Linked DNA regions of Homo sapiens: regions 2 and 3 are each linked to region 1. Evidence: chromatin contacts called from ENCODE Hi-C or POLR2A ChIA-PET data. All regions are on one chromosome and are shown on one strand. Each heading gives the region's core, a stretch centred on a gene start or an enhancer-like site at or near the end of the contact. The rest is flanking DNA. Distances are from core to core; before and after follow the strand shown. Region 1 holds the start of TPGS1 (tubulin polyglutamylase complex subunit 1). Region 2 holds the start of TMEM259 (transmembrane protein 259). Region 3 holds the start of CIRBP (cold inducible RNA binding protein).

Region 1 (3,874 bases), core at 1,042-3,541:
CCACGTACTTTTTACATACATTGATTCATGTCTCACGTCTCCCTAAAAATGCGTAAGACCAAGCTGTGCCCTGACCACCCTGGGCCCCTGTCGTCAGGACCTCCTGAGGCTTTGGCAAATAAACCTCCTAAAATGATACAAACGTGTCAGTTTTCTCAGTTGACACCCACTCCGTGGAGAGGAGAGGTCTGAGGGCTCCGGACAGCAGAGGGTTGACTGTGGGTCCTGCCCTGATGGCTCCATCTCCCTCATCCCACAGTCCGGGGCTGGAGAAGAAAGTGTTAGAAATGCTTGTTCCCCGGTGCCGTAAAGAAATAGCACTTGAATATAAATGTCATTTCCTCAGCAAGGCCACTGTTTTACTTTCTGCAGAAAGGGTACACTGGCCAGCAGTTTTGCCACGAGAGTATCCAGAACAAAGGAGACAGGGTCATTTATAACCTGACGCGTCCACCCTACTGCTCTGTCCGGTTTCCATTGGCTGGAACGGGACGGTTTCCATTGGCTGGAACGGGACCTCACATTCTGTATTTATCCCGATCGGCTAGCAGCTTGGAACTTTTAAAAAGAGGCAAAGGCAGAGGAGAACAAAGGAAGGAAGAAGTAGCTTGTGGAATGCTAAGAAAGGTAAAAACACCTTCAAATAAGGAAGAGGAACAGGTTATGACCTAATGCTTGCTTGGACCAGTATAAGCATGCCAGGGCAGATATTTAGCCTACATTGTGGGCACTAAGAACATAAAGTATGTTGATTTCCTTATTACATTATATATATTCAATATAACATTAACAATTAATTAACAAAGAATGTTAGCACAGGTCTTTTGTTTGTTTGTTTTTTGAGACAGAGTCTCGCTCTGTCGCCCAGGCTGGAGTGCAGTGGCGCGATCTCGGCTCACTTGCAAGCTCCGCCTCCCGGGTTCACGCCATTCTCCTGCCTCAGCCTCCCGAGTAGCTGGGACTACAGGCGCCCGCCACCACGCCTGGCTAATTTTTTGTATTTTTAGTAGAGACGGGGTTTCACCGTGTTAGCCGGGATGGTCTCGATCTCCTGACCTCGTGATCCGCCCGCCTCGGCCTCCCAAAGTGCTGGGATGACAGGCGTGAGCCACCGCGCCCGGCCTACCACAGGCCTTTGAATACATTTTGCTTCTAAGAGAAGTTACTATTTATTCCTAATTAGATGGGGAGGAAAGTCTCATTTGAAGAGGAACCTCTACTTCACGTTTTACAAAGGGCATTTGGTCTGCCCGCCAGAGATTCCTGTGCTGGGAGGATGGTGGAACGGTCCCCCGGCAAACAGCTCTCATTGCCCCCTGCCCGGGGCAACGCCCCTGAGGGACGGGGACGGCACCCAGCAAGCTCTGCCCGGGGCGGGGAAACGCGAGGGCTTAGTGGTTTCCTCGGTGAGAAGCTTAACCAGGAGTCCCCGAAAGCAGTGAGGGAAGATCCACAGAGGTCGCCTGGGGAAACACACCCAGAGGCGGCTTATGGAGGAGACTGCTTGTGTTTTGAGGTGGCTGCGGGCTGCGGAGGGTTGGGAGGGCCGGGAGGGCGGCCGGAAGCGAGGTCAGGCGATGAAGGCCTGGAGGTGCCAGCCCGGGGGCCCTGGAGAGCCATGGCAGAGTTTACAGCTCTGGAGGCTGCGGTGTCAGAAAGCTCCCTCTGGCGGTCAGGGGGTAACAGCGCGGGATGCTCGCCCGTGTGGCCGCCAATAGGGGCTCAGCGCAGCTGCAGCGGAGCTGGGGAGGGGGCTTCTCCCACGAGGTGAGCTACGCACTCAGACGTTGACTGAGTTAGGCGGAAGGCCAGGCTGAGCTCGACCCCCAGCACCAAGGCTCAGAGATGAACATGAGAAAAGGGTCTGGGGGCCGGGCGCGGGGCTGGGTCCAGCAGTCCTGGGCAGGTCCAGCCCCGCGCATGCTCCGTCAGGCTTCTCTGCTAACCAGGGAGACTGGTTGCTAGGAGACCATGCTAATGAAGGACTCGCTCACTACCCAAATGGCAAGCAATCCGGCTTTGTGCCAGAAACGAAGCACTTCCGAGGCAGCCATTTTGGAGTCTGGCAAAATTCAGGACCGAGGCCAAAGCCAGGAGAGCCAATCAATATACACAAAGAGGGAGGAGAAGAGAGAGTGCCAATAAGGACACAAGGAAAGTGGTAGCGTACCCTTGTCACTTCCCAAAGTCTCCCAGCGGGATACCGGTGCCCTCTGCCCTTAATCAAGATGGCCGCCTTGGGGGGGCTCTAGCGCACAGTGGAATATGGCGGTGCTTCCGGTCCCGCTGCCCTCAGCGAAGATGGCGGCAGTGGAGAAGCGGCGGCAAGCGGTACCACCGCCGGCCGGTTTCACGGACAGCGGCCGCCAGTCGGTATCCCGGGCGGCGGGGGCGGCCGAGAGCGAGGAGGACTTCCTGCGGCAGGTCGGCGTGACGGAAATGCTACGTGCGGCCCTGCTGAAGGTGCTGGAGGCGCGGCCCGAGGAGCCGATCGCCTTCCTGGCTCACTACTTCGAGAACATGGGCCTGCGCTCGCCTGTAAACGGCGGCGCCGGGGAGCCCCCGGGCCAGCTCCTGCTGCAGCAGCAGCGCCTGGGCCGCGCGCTATGGCACCTTCGCCTGGCCCACCACTCCCAGAGGTGCGCAGTGGGCCGGCTTGGGCGGGTGGGGCAGCGATGGACTTCAACTCCCAGCATGCCGCGCGCGGCTCCCTACCCGCAGCGCCGGCGCAGGGGCCCGGGGCTTGCTGGGAGTTGTAGTGCGCGATGCCTTCTTGGGTGGGATGGATCGGACAAGGTGGGCTGGAGGGTCCGGGCTTCGGTCCGGCGCTAGGCAGCGCGCTGCATGCGGCGCGAGTCCTTCTGGCCGGCTTCGCCTTCTGTGATGCCTTTTTGCAGGTGCTGAGTTTCCCCTTGCAGTTCATGATTTTCAAAATCGTGCAGCTCAAGAGGACTTGGCCCGAGGTCGCAGAGCCAGCCCCCGAGCCAGGTCCTCCTAGTCGCCTCCTTAGCAGCCTCATGTTATCCCCGTCCATTCAGCCAGAACGTGAATATTTACAGAGAGCAGCGCAGTCACCCAGGGCCCCCATCTTAGGGGACAGGCTCCCAGCGGGCAGGTGGGGATTCCTGGAAGAGCCTGGCGATGTGCGGGCGGGTTGCAGGGAAGAGGCCCAGCAGGTGCAAATTTAGACCCCGAGTGTGGGGCACACGGGAGGCGGGAAAGCCACGGAATTTGGCTGAAGCATGCGAGGCTGCAGGTGCCTACGCGCGGTGTCCCCTGGCTGGGGCCAGTTCTGAGCCCAGGGAAGGTGGTTGGGGACTATCTGTTGGCGTTGGGGATGGATGGGCTGATGTCTTTTGTTGGGGGGGGGGTCCCCAGAAGCGGAGCCTGAGGTAGGCATTGTGTGTGCAGGTGATTTTACAAGGGGGTGCGCCCAAGAGAACCCAGGAAGGGGGTGGGAAGAGCAGGCAGGGAAGGATGCCAAGCAAAGGTGCCCTTTCAGCCTCATAACCAGGGCATAAGCGCCCACCATGGCAGCCCTCGCCAGAGTCCCAGAGAAGTTCGGGGGGAGAAGAGAGATGGGGAGTGTCCCCCCTACCACGTTCAGGGTGCACAGGTGTCCAAGATCATACTCAGATAAGGGTGGCAGGGTGTTGGGTACCTGGACAAGGAGCAGACTTGCTCCGGTGGCCCAGTGGCTCTGAAGGCCCCGCCCGATGATTTGCTGGAGCCAGGTGGGAGGGGAGCGGGCAAGGGCAGGCCCAGAGGGTCAGTGGAGCCGTTTACTGCGATGGAAGGCCCCTGGTTTGAAGAAGCTGCCAGAGCCACTTGCGGATTAAGTTGGAGGCTGGGAGGAGCCTGGAGACAGGAAGGT
Region 2 (3,897 bases), core at 1,398-3,897, 510 kb after region 1:
GCCACCTTGAAGGGATCATACCAGGGAGGACCTGGCTCTCTGCAGGGAGACCCCCGGAAGCCAGGCAGGCAGGAAGCAGAGGAGCCTTCTGGAACTCAAGGCAGCCTCTGAAATCAGGCAGTTCCAGCCTGCACTTTGCAGATAAGTAAAAGTGAAGGCAGCAGGGTCAGATTCTGTGCCACCAGATTACCGGGTGGAAAATTCACAAAGAACAGATTTCCCCACCCAGGCCAGGCATGGTGGCTCACGCCTGTAATCCCAGCCTTTTGGGAGGCCGAGGCGGGCAGATCACCTGAAATCAGCAGTTTGAGACCAGCCTAGCCAACATGGCAAAACCCAGTCTCTACTAAAAAGACAAAAAAATTAGCCGGTTGTGATGGTGGGCACCGGTAATCCTAGCTACTCCGCAGGCTGAGGCAGAAGAATTGCTTGAACCCAGGAGGTGGAGTTTGCAGTGAGCCGAGATCAAACCACTGCACTCCAGCCTGGGTGACAGAGCAAGACTCCATCTCAAAAAAAAAAAAAAAAAAATTCACCACCCAGAGATCTCACAGTCCAAAGCCCTCTGCTGAGAGAGGAGGGATTGGGGTTACTGAGAACCTCCCAAGAGTCTCCACCCTACACAGAAGACGGGGAACTCCAGCTCTGGCCCAGCCCCATCTGACCACCTGTGAGTGGTATTGGCCTGGAGATGGAGCCGGGTAGGCTTGATCCCTTTCCAAACCGGGACATGGTGGGACCAGGGCCCAGGCGACAGGGATGCACCTCCCAAGGAGGCTGAGCTCCGTCGGGGGAACCTGGCCTGGCACCCAGCACACACCCTCCACAAGCCTAAGGACACAGTGGCTCCATCCTGTTCCCAGGCTACTCCATGGAAGGAAAACCCACGTCCACAGACCAGCCTCCGTCCACAGTTTCAGGCCCCGTCTGTGGACCCCAGAGCCGGGAAAGGCCGCCTGCCTGCGTAACCCTTCACAGCCCTGCTCAGGTGCCTACTGAGGCGACCATGCCACTCTGGGGGGCTGCAGGGAGGAAGGTGGGAAGGATGATGGGCTGAGCTCTGGCCTGGGGAGGCACGGATCTGGAGGCTGGGGGGCCTTCCGTGAAGTGGCAGCAGGCTGGGACCCACACCCAGGTCCGCAGGACGGCCAAGGTCCAGCTCCACTTGCCGAGCCCAAAAAAGCAGCCAGCTCCTGACCAACCTGTGTCAGGCTGGGAACTTGCCCACGATCGCAGCCTGGCCCGCCAGCATCGGACCCCTCTTTGCAGGCTAGATCCAAAAAGCTCACGGCGCAACTTCAGCAGCCCCCAAGCCCCGGCGCGGCGGTGTTCTGATGCAGAACGAAAACGGCCACGTCCCCATTTCGCCAGGTGGCCCAGGACCCCGGCCAGCTTGTTTTCTGAGGGGCTGCAGCTGCTACTGAGCCCCTCTTGTCACCCAAGCAAGACTCCTTCTCAGAGGGAGTCAGGCCGATGCCTGTCCTGCACGGCTGAGACCTCTGCCATCTGAGGAGGGCGGGAGGGGGACAGAGCCCAAGACGCGGAGGCCGGTGCCTCATAGGGGAGGCACGGGCGACAGACCCACAACCTGAGCTCCTGAAGCAGGAAGGGAGTGGGGACCCAGCGGAGGAAGAGGCCGGGGATGGGGTGGTACGCTGCTGCCGGTGACTTTGCCGCTAACCCTAGCGAGGTGACCTCAGCTAAGTCACATTCCCCTGAGGCTCAGGAGCGGGGAACGCAGCTGAAAGGCTACAAGGAGGGAGAGAGGGGAGTGGGGAGTCGACTTCCAGGACAGGGGTTGGTCCGAGGGAGACCTGCGTCAGGCTGGGTTCTGGGCCAGCACATTGGGAGGGGAGAGAGGCCTCGGAACTGAGGGTCTCAGGCGGCACAGTCAGGGGTCAAAGGGCGGGAGGTGCTACCTCGCAGGCCAGGACCGGACTCCAAGCCTGGGTAGGTGGGGACCTGGGAAAGGCGGTCGCCGGGGACAGGATGGGCCCTGGAGGGAGCTGACAGTGAGGTTTCCAGAGTAGAGAACAGCGGCTTCTAGTGCAGCGGGATCCGGCCTTCCCGGGTGGACGTCCCCGGGCGGGATGGGGTCACGAGACGGTGTCCCTGGCCAATCCCAGGGTCAGAGGTCGCGAGGGAGAGCCCTAATCGGTAGGGCCGGGTATAGGCCTCAGGGTGCAGGGTGGCGCTCGCTGTCCCCAGCGGGGCCAGGGGTCGCGGTCGGAGGTAGCAGACTTGGGGGTCGGGACAGCCGCTGGGGTCAAGGGTCGGGGGTCGGGGCCGCGGTCACCTTGAGCAGCACGAAGAACTCGAAGAGACGGCGGAAGGCGGGCGGGAAGAGCCGCGAATAGGTGACAGCCATCTTGAAGAACAGCGCGTGGAAGAGCCGGTCGCGCACGTTGATGAGGGGGTTGGGGTTGAGATTGGGGGTGCGAGGCCCGCGCGCGGGGGCCGGGCCGCCGCCGCCGCCGTTGGGCCCGGGCCCCGGAGCTGCGGGCTCCACGTGCTCCGACATGCCTCCCAGCGTCGCGCCCTAACGACCCGCAAGTGTCCGAGGGCGCCTCCCGGCCGCCATCGGCCGCCCTCGCAGCCGCCGCTCTCCTCACGGCCTCCCGGCCGCCGCCGCCATCTTCCGCTTTCTCGTCCGGCTGCGGCGCTGCTGACGCTAGCGAGTCGCCACGCCGGGCAAGAGCGGCCCCCCTGCGCCCGCAGAGAACGCTGGGATGCCAGCGGCGCCCGCGGAGGCCTCACCCCCTACCTCGGCCGCTCCAGGGGGCGGGCCTGCATCTGGGCCACCTCTTTTGCATATTGGCACCCACAATCCACCGCGGCTATGAGGCCAGTATAAGGCGGTAAAATTACGATAAGATATGGGATTTTACGTGATCGAAGACATCAAAGTAAGCGTAAGCACGAAAGTTGTTCTGCAACATACCACTGTAGGAAATTATGCTAAATATGAAACCGACCATAAGTTATCCTAACCAAAAGATGATTTGATTGAAGGGCTTAAAATAGGTGTGACAGTAACCCTTGAGTCGTGCTCGCTTCGGCAGCACATATACTAAAATTGGAACGATACAGAGAAGATTAGCATGGCCCCTGCGCAAGGATGACACGCAAATTCGTGAAGCGTTCCATATTTTTGCTGTAGTCTACAGCTCGTCACCTCGTTTGGCTTCTCTTGCCCGGATCCTGCCATGACGTCACAGGGCCAGTAACGTCATAGTCTTCCCGTGTCCATCTCCTGTGGCGCCACTAAGGTTGGCGGTAGAACAATCTGGCAGTCTCTACTCCTGCGTGGCGCTGTGCCACCTGCCCCCGTAGCTTCGCGCAGCAATGAATAAATAAGTGCTCTTCAGGGGCACTTACTGAGTGCCGGCTGCGTACACAAGAGGATACTATGGTTTTTGGGTTTTTTGGTTGTTTGTTTGAGATGGATTCTCGCTCTGTCGCCCAGGCTGGAGCGCAGAAGCGCGATCTCGGCTCTCTGCAACCCCCGCCTCCCGGGTTCAAGCCATTCTCCTGCCTCAGCCTCCCAAGTAGCTGGGATTACAGGCATGCGCCACCACTCCAGGCTAATTTTATATTTTTAGTAGAGACGGTTTCTCCATGTTGGTCAGGCTGGTCTCGAACTCCTAACTTTAGGTGATTTGCCCGCCTAGGCCTCCCAAAGTGCTGGGATTACAGGTGTGACCCACCAAGCCCGCCAAAAAAAAGTTTTGTGTTGTTTTTTTTTTTTGAGACGCAGTCTCACTCTGTCGCCCAGGCTGGAGTGCAGTGGCGTGATCTCGGCTCACTGCAACCTCCGCCTCTTGGGTTCAAGCAATTCTCTGCCTCAGCCTCCTGAATAGCTGGGATTGCAGGCTTCCGCCACCACACCCGGCTATT
Region 3 (3,865 bases), core at 499-2,998, 760 kb after region 1:
GCAGGGGCCGCTGTGACTACCAGGCACCCCCTCCAACTCCCCCCCTACAAGGGCTGCTCTGGGTCAGAGAACGTCCACCGCGCTGACTGCTGGGGCTGGGGGCTGGGGGCGCAGATCAGAAAGAATGGGCCTGAATTGCTCCCAGGCTGGGCATGTGGCGCCCGCGTCTGGGGCTCCAGTGGGTGGGTGGCCCCTCCCGCATGGACGGCGGGCGCAGGGGAGCTCGGTGCTGATGTCTCTCTCCTTTAATAACCACCCTGCGTGAGTGGCTGACGCAGCAGCCGGCTGCCGCTGACGGGGAGTGGGGCGGCTGTAGTGGGGGGGCCCGAGGTGCAGAGGGGGTGGTGATGAATCACACAGCTGCTGCCTGGGGGAGGGGGTCTTGAGCCCATGAGGGGTCCCAGAGACCTTGTCACTGGAGACAGCGCCCCTGGCTACCCCCACCTCGATCCACTTGAGGGTGGAAGTGAGTCTGAGGTCAGGAGTGGGGCCGGGATTTCCCTGGGATGAGCAGCAAAGCGGGGGTCTCTGTACGCCAACTTCCCCCAGCTTGTCAGCAGAGGGTCATCCCTCCGAAGACTTTCTGGGGCAGAGAGGCAGGGGTCCGCGCTGGCTTCTTCCACCAGGGCTGGGGGAGGCGGCGGCATGAGATGACTCCTGGGCGAGGAGCAAGTGGTGGCCATAGAGGGCCCCCCAGAGGCTTTGGGGCCGCCGAAGAGTAGTGAGTGAGGGTCCTTGTAAAGCTGGTTCTCCAGATGGCGGCGGCTTTAAGACTCCCCTCCGCCAACCAGGCTCAGTAGGGGAGGCCTGTGGAAGGAGAGAAAAGGCCTGGGTGGAGGAGCAGAGTGGGCCTGGCCCCGCGTGGGGAGCGAGTGCGCCGTTGCTGTGCAGCACGGTGGGAGGGGAGGCCGAGGGCCGGGCGGAGTGCTGGGGTGCAGTGGGGACTCGGGGTGTCCGCCTGCACCCGACAGCAGGGACGCACAACACTATCCGGCCAGGCGAGTGTGGGGGTGTGGGCCACGCACCCAGCCGTGATAATCGCGGTTCCAGTGGGAGTTAGGCTTGGGTGCGGGTTGGAGTTTGTAGGCAAACTGGGTTGCGTAAAGTTGGGGTGCACCAAAGTGTGGCGATGTAGGAAGAATTGGGATTGCGAATATTGGGGTTCGCATGAATGGGGTTGTCTCTGTTGGGGTTTTGGTGGGCATGGGGTTGATGGCAGGAATGGAGTGCTGGGGTGCTGGGAAAACTGGGACGTCGGTTGTATTGGCAAGAATATCACGACAGGTGTCGGGGTTCAGATGAAGTTGGGATGTCTGACAGCCGGGTCTTGGTTGGGTAGGGGATCTGGGCTAGGTTGTTATGTCGGGACTGCTGGAGCACAGGCAAAGTCGGGGTCCCAGTGACACCCAGAAGTCCCCATGAGGCCTGAGGCCTGGGAATCGGGGCTAGAGGCCCATTTGTTCCCCGCCGCAGGCCAGGGAGCAGGCACGCGTAACTGGGTCAGCCCCGCCCCGCCCCGCCGCGCGCTGGTCACGCCCCCTCGAGCGCGGGTGGAGGACTGCGGACTGCAAACGTCTCGGCCAATAGTCGAGCCCGACACCAGTCCGCGGGAGGGGGCGGAACCGAGATAGACTCGGCCCCCAGCTCATGAATATAAGACGCAGGCGCGCCCTCTGATTGGCCCAGGATGTGTAGGGGGCGGGGCCCGGCGGAAGCGTATATAAGGCCGGGCTCGGGGACGCCCCCCCCTCACTCGCGCGTTAGGAGGCTCGGGTCGTTGTGGTGCGCTGTCTTCCCGCTTGCGTCAGGGACCTGCCCGACTCAGTGGTGAGGGCCCTGGCTGCACCGGCTCCGAGGAGCTCGGGGCGGCGGGCGGCCTGCGGCGGCCAGGCGAGGCGGGGCCGCAGCGGCACGCCCCTGGGAGGGGGCGGGCCCGGGGTGGAGTCCGCCCCGCCGGCGGCGAGGGACAGCGGGAGATTGGGCCGAGTAGCGGCCAGAGGGCCTCTCCCCGCCGGTCCGGGCCGCCGGCGACCCGGTTGCCGCCGCAAAATGGCGGCCGCGAGCTCGAGGCTGTGCCCAGCGAAATGGCGGGAGCGCCGAGTTCCCGGATGGAGTGGCGCAGGGTGCGCGCGGGGCGCATGCGCACGCGGCGGGGGCGGGGCCACGTGGCGCCCCCGGTCTCCAGGGCCGCTTTCCCGGCCTTGGGGCTGGAGGTATCCACACACCAACGCTTTTGCTTACCGAGCCTTAGTTTCCTCCTTTTCCCATTGCGATTGCATGAGGGAAAGGACGGCCTCGTAAATCTTGGGTAGGCGTGGCCCGTTCTAGTGTGGTTCCTCGTCTGCCACGTCGTGCTTTGCGCCCAAAGTTTGGTCCAAGTTGGCACAGCTCCCAGTGCCAGACTTCCAAGTCTAGTTCTCAGAGCCACTGGGTGGCGGCCATTCCCAGCCAGTGAATGCTTTGTCTGTGTCAGCACTGACCGCCCCCTTAAATAGCCAGTTCTCCTAAATGCCACTTCCCCTGCCTGGAAATCCTGCCTTATCACTTCCGGGGCCATCCCTTCCCGATTCCCGGCCTAGGTCCTGGCTATGGAAGTCAGTACCTGCCCTGAGGTGCCCCCCAGGACGGGGCGGCCTCCCTGACAGCCAGCCCCCCCCCCAGTCTCAGGAGGCATTTTACAGTGAGCAGAAGCACGTTCTGGTCCAGCAACAAGTAGATGTCAGTTGGTTAGGGTAGGAGTTGGCACCCGTTCGGAAATAGGAGAACCTGAGAGTGCAGTCCTGCCCAGGGCACAACTGGAAGGCTGTGGGGGAAGGGAGACACCCATTGTGGAAATGGGTGCGGCCTGCCTTCAGTCTTGGGGGTGGATGGAGTAAATTATTTGAATTAAGAAGTCCTAGGTGGCTGGGTGCGGTGGCTCACACCTGTAATCCCAAAACTTTGGGTGGCCAAGGTGGGAGGATTGCTTGAGCCCAGGAGTTTCAGACCAGCCTGGGCAACAGAGCAAGACCCCATCTCTACTAAAACAAATTTAAAAAAATTATCCAGGCGTGGTGGTGTACACCTACAGTCCCAGTTTCTTGGGAGGCTGAGGTAGGAGGATTGCTTGAGCCCAGGAGGTGGAGGCTGCAGTGACCCCTGCACTCCAGTCTGGGTGACAGTTAGACACACTGCCCCCGACCCCAAAAAAATAAGTCCTAGGTATGAGTTTGAGATAATGAAAAATAAAAATCTGATTTTCTAATATTTCCCCTAAAAAACACATGTCATTTACATAAAATAGGAAGCGGGGAGAGGTGGTGAGAGATGACCCCTGTTGAGGATTTCATTGGTGTCTGCCACAGGCCGCCATGGCATCAGATGAAGGCAAACTTTTTGTTGGAGGGCTGAGTTTTGACACCAATGAGCAGTCGCTGGAGCAGGTCTTCTCAAAGTACGGACAGATCTCTGAAGGTGAGGCTGCTGCTGGGCCCGCGGCCCTGGGCGGGGGGGCTTGTGCTCCTCCTACCTGGAAGTACAGCTGGGTGCTGACTGCAGACCTCTCTCCCCTGCACAGTGGTGGTTGTGAAAGACAGGGAGACCCAGAGATCTCGGGGATTTGGGTTTGTCACCTTTGAGAACATTGACGACGCTAAGGATGCCATGATGGCCATGAATGGGAAGGTGAGGATCAGGGTGCTGAGCAGGAGTCCCGTCTCGAGGATGGGGCACCCACCTGCTAACCCGTCCCGCCCTCTGTCTCCAGTCTGTAGATGGACGGCAGATCCGAGTAGACCAGGCAGGCAAGTCGTCAGACAACCGATCCCGTGGGTACCGTGGTGGCTCTGCCGGGGGCCGGGGCTTCTTCCGTGGGGGCCGAGGACGG

The links. A loop is a pair of places that touch in the nucleus more often than their neighbours do. ChIA-PET counts read pairs that join two places held with the same protein, here RNA polymerase II (POLR2A). Pooled maps may share reads with other maps.
Region 2: a map with no recorded cell type shows a loop between it and region 1 (14-fold over the local background). The contact joins the promoter of TMEM259 here to the promoter of TPGS1 in region 1. A Hi-C loop is called at or near these places in 2 of 37 single-sample maps with no recorded cell type and 10 of 50 pooled maps.
Region 3: a loop to region 1 is called in a pooled map of posterior vena cava, with 10 times the contacts of the local background. The contact joins the promoter of CIRBP here to the promoter of TPGS1 in region 1. A Hi-C loop is called at or near these places in 1 of 37 single-sample maps with no recorded cell type and 8 of 50 pooled maps. POLR2A ChIA-PET finds 5 or more read pairs at or near these places in 6 of 52 experiments (CD4-positive, alpha-beta T cell, CD4-positive, alpha-beta memory T cell, CD8-positive, alpha-beta T cell and 3 more).

The regions. Positions count from the first base shown.
Region 1 is chr19:505,206-509,079 of GRCh38, forward strand. TPGS1 (tubulin polyglutamylase complex subunit 1) reads left to right here and starts at 2,292. Exons shown (of 2, transcript NM_033513.3): 1 at 2,292-2,639. The coding sequence starts at 2,302. It overlaps MADCAM1-AS1 (MADCAM1 antisense RNA 1), which reads right to left and starts at 2,684. Exons shown (of 3, transcript XR_936221.4): 1 at 2,171-2,684. It overlaps MADCAM1 (mucosal vascular addressin cell adhesion molecule 1), which reads left to right. Exons shown (of 5, transcript NM_130760.3): 5 at 1-138. RefSeq lists enhancers at 1,368-2,225, 2,098-2,437 and a silencer at 1,438-1,567.
Region 2 is chr19:1,018,476-1,022,372 of GRCh38, forward strand. It overlaps TMEM259 (transmembrane protein 259), which reads right to left and starts at 2,648. Exons shown (of 11, transcript NM_001033026.2): 1 at 2,297-2,648. The coding sequence starts at 2,521. It overlaps RNU6-2 (RNA, U6 small nuclear 2), which reads left to right and starts at 3,047; the gene lies at 3,047-3,153. RefSeq lists silencers at 1-151, 2,410-2,469, 2,500-2,569, 2,730-2,839 and an enhancer at 535-1,134.
Region 3 is chr19:1,267,584-1,271,448 of GRCh38, forward strand. CIRBP (cold inducible RNA binding protein) reads left to right here and starts at 1,749. Exons shown (of 6, transcript NM_001300829.2): 1 at 1,749-1,827; 2 at 3,345-3,453; 3 at 3,557-3,663; 4 at 3,746-3,865. The coding sequence starts at 3,351. CIRBP-AS1 (CIRBP antisense RNA 1) reads right to left here and starts at 2,677. Exons shown (of 2, transcript NR_027271.1): 1 at 2,242-2,677; 2 at 1-807. RefSeq lists silencers at 1,426-1,635, 1,846-2,005, 2,056-2,365.